2 separate regions of the Mus musculus genome follow, and region 1 is linked to region 2. A link is a contact called in ENCODE Hi-C or POLR2A ChIA-PET data. All regions are on one chromosome and are shown on one strand. Each heading gives the region's core, a stretch centred on a gene start or an enhancer-like site at or near the end of the contact. The rest is flanking DNA. Distances are from core to core; before and after follow the strand shown.

Evidence for each region. A loop is a pair of places that touch in the nucleus more often than their neighbours do. ChIA-PET counts read pairs that join two places held with the same protein, here RNA polymerase II (POLR2A).
Region 1: a map of left cerebral cortex shows a loop between it and region 2 (13-fold over the local background). The contact joins the promoter of Tmem129 here to the promoter of Uvssa in region 2. A Hi-C loop is called at or near these places in 1 of 37 maps with a recorded cell type or tissue (left cerebral cortex). POLR2A ChIA-PET finds 5 or more read pairs at or near these places in 3 of 5 experiments (Patski and embryonic stem cell).

Annotation. Positions count from the first base shown.
Region 1 is chr5:33,656,673-33,659,372 of GRCm38, forward strand. Tmem129 (transmembrane protein 129) reads right to left here and starts at 1,305. Exons shown (of 4, transcript NM_026698.3): 1 at 951-1,305. The coding sequence starts at 1,155. It overlaps Tacc3 (transforming, acidic coiled-coil containing protein 3), which reads left to right and starts at 1,456. Exons shown (of 15, transcript NM_001040435.3): 1 at 1,456-2,055.
Region 2 is chr5:33,377,297-33,379,996 of GRCm38, forward strand. It overlaps Uvssa (UV stimulated scaffold protein A), which reads left to right and starts at 1,400. Exons shown (of 14, transcript NM_001081101.2): 1 at 1,400-1,706; 2 at 1,930-2,029. The coding sequence starts at 1,932.

The sequences.
Region 1 (2,700 bases), core at 55-2,554, 280 kb after region 2:
GAGTGACTTGTGCTTATTAACTTTGGGTTCCTTGTTCTGGTATGGGAGTGCCCACTGGACAGCCCTTGGTCAGGAGTCCTGCCTTAGAGCCCCACACTCTTGATATGCCTTGCAGTGTACTAACTAGGTCTCCAAACCAAACTACATGACCATGCCAACTCCATCTCCAGTTCTCCAAAGGAGTCCTCTCCACCCTCCTTCTTCTCAAAACAGATCTGAGTGTTTCTATTACCACACCTGCCTCTGCCTCTCTGGAGCCTAAGCAGCTGCTTCACACCAATCATTCCTGTGCCCAGAGCTGCAAGTATGACAGACAAGCAGACATGTGTTCTCCCAGATCTATCTTTCCCTGTCCCTGTAGCTTCCAAAGGTCTCCTTCATCTGGATCCCAGACTTCAATCACTGCTATATTCCAGCAGTTTCCCCAACCTTTCCTCCAATCAGCCAACAGATGGGCCTCTCCGAGGTCCCACTAGCACTTGGGGCACCACATACCATGGCCTTGGACAGGGCCATAGACCTAGCCCGGCAAAGGAAACGCTCCATTAACATTCCCAACCTTGACCGTCTTCATCTCTGCCTGCTCTTCTTACACCCACCTTCCCCTGGGATCTCTCCAACCCCTGTTGTAATGAAATCAACAGGAGCTCTTTCCTATAGAAATCGTCCAACATAGCAAGCAGGCTGAACGATTCTGCACTCCAGCCGCAGTGATGTCAAAGACTGGAGCTTAGCCCCACCCGAGCACCACTCGCAGGACAGCGCCAGGGCCGCCGCCTCCCAACTGGAAGAGCGTATGGTGCTCTAGAGCGCTCAGCTCACAGCCAGGGCTGCAGAGATCCCGCTTGCTTGTTCATGATCTTGACCGGCTTCTGCTCCAGTTCCTCACCCTTGGAGTCTCCAAGCGCCCGGTTAAGCGCCAACCACCGGCCGGCACACAGGAGGCTCACCTAACGGCAGCAGTGAGTGACACAGTAGTGTGGCGGAAGTGCGGCGAAGGTGGTAAGGTACGAAGGCGGCGTCCTCGCTGCCCAGCCAGCCCGACAACAGATTCTGCACTGTGAGCCCGGCCGAGTAGAACTCGTTGGGCGTGAACACGAAGCACACTGCGAAGACCAGGTAGGCCAACGTGAAGGTCACCTCAGGGCTGTCCATCCCGCCACCGCTCACTGGGCCGTGCAGAGGCAGGAGAGTCCAGTTCTGGACAGTTGGTTTGTTGCCGCAGCCACCGCCGTCAGATCGCCCGCGGGGCACTCTGGGAAACGGAGTCCAAGTCCGGCTACTGGCGGGGCATCCTGCGAATCTGAGCGCCTCCTGTCCAGGCACCCGCAAAGCATTCTAGGAAATGGAGTCCCCTCCTCAGGCTGCCCGCGGGGCACTGTGGGAGACAATTTCCCTGTTGGGTTGACCCGAAGGGCACCCTGGGAGTCAGAGTCTCGCGAGGCCGCCCCCGGCATTCTGAGTGGGGAGTTCTCGGACCCTACGCTGACCCACAAGCTGTGAGCCGCCCAGACACCCCCCGTAAGGGTTCAACTTCTCCCTTACAAACAGCTCGGAGGAGACACTGCAACTGGGTCCATTTAACAGCTGAGAAAAACCGAGCCAGGGCGAACTGGTTTCCAACCGCATTCGCGGCCGACCATGAGATTTTCTGGGCCATGATGGCTCTCACAGTCACTGGCTACCAACAAGCCCTCTCGGCCCCCGATGCTAGACCACAGTTCCCATACGCCCCAACGCTCCCACTGTGCCCTCAGTCCCGGAAGCGGAACTCCCTGCGCAAGAAGGGCGGGACCAGTATGGCTTGCAATTGGCCACAGGTGGCTCTACGGAAGCCTCTTCTCCAACGCGCTGATTGGCTGTGGAACGCCAACTTTCGGTATTTGAATCTGGGGCGGGCGTAGCGGACGACGTTCCGGGACTGCGAGAGCGGACCTTGTTGGGGTTCCTTCGGCTGGGTTTCTCCTGCTCCGTTTTCTTAGCGCGAAGCGGGCACGGCGCTCCTCCCTTGCGGTGGGCGTCCGCGCGGGCCCAGGGCTTGGCAACCGTAGTCAGGTAAGGGAAACGGCGATTTTTTATTTCCCTCGGGCGCAGGGTGGGGATCAGCCCCACGGAACTTGATTCCTGCGAGCTGAGTTACCGTTCCTGTCTTCCGCAGCTTCGCTCTCTCCCTTTGTTGAGGACCCACCCCTCACTCCAGCCTCCTCTGTTCTAAACTCAGGGGATGCACCTAGCCTCCTAGGCAGGACAGGAACCTGCCCGTGGGCTGGGCTTTGCAGGCCGGCCTGCCAGTGATCTCGGTCTGACCCAGTTGATGGCCTCCAAAGAGGCCGTGCTGGTTCCTGTTCTGGTCGAGCGTGTCGTGTAGGAGAATCGCGTCTCAGAGCCAGGGACATCCGTCGCCCCAAGTCTCTTACTCCATCTTTTCTGCGAAACTATTCTGTCTGTCGTCTGTCTTCCTGAACCCAGGGATATTTCTTGTTCCTGGGTCTGTGCCTCTAAGTCCTCCTTCCGTACAGCCTGACCACAACTTCAAAATAAATGGCTTCTCTTGGAAACGCTTTCTTTCCAACTCCAGATGGTCCTGATAAGTTTCCCTTCTCTATTGCATCCTTCTCTGAACAGAGTCCTTTAAGGCTAAGGCCTTTTTCCTCAACTTTAGCTACCAGAATGACCTCATGCCTATACCTATACAATTTG
Region 2 (2,700 bases), core at 150-2,649:
CACAACCTTTTCTTGTACTTCTTTAAAAGACATTTTCCAACTCCTGAGATCACACAGCTGCTAAGCCTGGCAACTTCCGTTTGAGTAGTGGAACCCACATGGTGGAGAGAACCACCTCTCAGAAATTGTCCTGATCATACTAGGGAGGGTCCCACCTTCTAACCCCCCAATAAAAAAAAATGTAATAATATCTTAAAGACATTTCATTCTCTTTAAATTTTGGGGGTGGGATGGGTGGGGGCAATCTGTGCATGTAAAATGAGAAACTACAGTCCACGATCAATCTCACGAGTGTATGAGGACTGGGACCTGCCAAGAGGTGGTGGGAAGAGCTCAGATTCCAAACATCACAAGTTGAGTTGCCAGATCCTCACATATTGAACACAACACAAATGAACGGGGGAGGGGGGGGGAGGGGACGGACGTGTCGGGGGAGTCCAGTTGACTTTGTTCACTGACCCGGATTCAGGGAAGGGTAGGTAAGTGGGTGGGACAGTAGGCACACCATGCTTTTAACAGTCTAGTCCAGAAGCTCAAGACCGTCCTGCAGGACACACAAACTGGCTGAATGCCCGCTCTATGGGTGCAGACCCGAACCCCAAACCGGATACACAGGGAGACCGGTGTATGCTTCTCCTTTGCTAAGCGAAGCAGGAGCTGACAGCGGAAAGGCAGAGCGAGTTGTGAGCCGGCTAAGGCGGCAGTATCCGGGGTCTGTGCGTTCAAGAGTTGGGCTGAAGCAGCGTGAGGTTGGTAGAGGCCAGAGTCCTGAACACTGTGAAGCTGTAGGAAGGGAGCAAGCAGCTCTAGCCGAGAGCTGACATATCTTCTACAATCATCTACGTTGAGACTGAACTGACATTTTAAAACATCCAATCAGTGCAACCACCACTACCCCAGGGCAGCCTTGCAACGGTGCCTCCCACCATAGCCTGTCCTGGGGTGGACAACTGACCCGGTCAGGGAGGCGGGCCGACCCTTCCCAACCGGACTTGCGCCCAGATTCCCTTCTGAGCTTTCTTAGCAGATATACAGAGGCTGTACATAGGCCGCGAGCCTCCTGGTGGCCAGAGAACTGATCCCCAGATCAAAACTTCTTTCTGCACCTCAGTCTCATACTCCTGACCCAAAGCCACCGCCCCTTTAAGAACTTGCCGGGCCCTCCCGCCTCCTTTTTCTCGCGCTTAGTTCTTCTCGATCTGCCCCGCCCCCTGGAGGAGCGTTGCGTCACCGCGTTGCCGCGTCCTCGCGCCTGCGCTGTGGAGCCGCTCCAGGCAAATGACGGAGACGGGTGGCTGCCTCATCTGAAAGGGACTGGACCAGAGCGGGCGCGTCGCGGTGACTTCCGCTCCTGCGCCGCGGGTCTTCGCGAGTGTGTGCCCGCTGCTCTCTGGGGCCTGTAACAGAGAGAGCTCTGTCTACACCGGAAGGGGTGGGCGAAACAAGCTGCTGCATCCTGCGGGCCGTGTCACCGGGGCTGAGGGACGCTGGTACTACGTCTCCTGAGGCAGCGAGTGCGGCGGACTGAGGGTCGTGGCTGGTCAGATTCTCGGCCCGCAGGGTCGGATCAGTCGCCCCCGCAGTTGTCCAGAGACTGTCGCTTGCAGAGAGCGAGTTTCTTGTGCGGCCAGTTTGCTTAAAATTTAGTGACATTTCCCCTTAGCCCGCGGTAACGTCACCCACACAGCTGACCGAAGACTGCCGGAGTTAGTCTCATCTTTAAAACCTTAGCTAATTATCACCGAAGGGCTTGATGGCCTTCCGTGGGAATGTGGTGGCTAGCCTTCTTCGCCTGGGAGACAACCTACAGAGACACCCTAGGGCCTTTGCCGTAATCCCCAGTATTTGGAGTCCCCCATAAACTTAAAACTAAGACCGTGAAGTATTTATTGTATGTTAACTCAGCATCTCCGCGTCCCTTGTTTCTAGATATGGATCAGAAACTTTCACAGTTGATAGAGGAGCTCACAACTTCAGGAGAATCCCAACTCAATGCTCAGAAAATGAAGGAACTGAAGAAAATTTGCAAGTATGTATTGAGGCTAAATGTGCCAATGTCCCCTGAGCACCCACACCGTGGAGATTGTGGACCCTCTGCCCTCTTGTACACCTCTGCCACCTCCTGCATTCACTACCTAGGAAGGAATTATCTGATCACCAGGGCATGGTGGCATTTGCCTGTTGTGAGGTAGAGTTGGGAGTAGCATGAGTTCCCCGCAGCTTGGGCTACATAGTAAGGCCTTGTCTCAGGAACCACTAAAGGATTTCTGGGGCTGTAATCCTGGTGTACCTGGGTCCAGAATGTCGCGCAAACTCTGAACTTGGTGCCTCTGACGATTTCTGTAAGGTATAAAGCTATCACACTATGTCAGTAAAAGTAGATCCTCTTCTTTTCCGTTGGAGTAAAGAGTTCATGATTGGGTCAGTGGCTCTGGCCTCCCCACCCCCGCCCCACCCCCAGGGATGCTCAGGAGCCCCAAGCATGCTGTCCCCAAGCAAACTGTACCACTGAGCTACCTATTATTATCATCATCATCATCATTATTATTATTATTATTATTATTATTATTATTTCTCCTTCTCCTCCTCCTCTCCCTCCTCCTCCTCCTCCTCCTCCTCCTCCTCCTCCTCCTCCTTCTTCTTCTTCTTCTTCTCTCTCTCTCTCTCTCTCTCTCTCTCTCTCTCTCTCTGACAGATTCT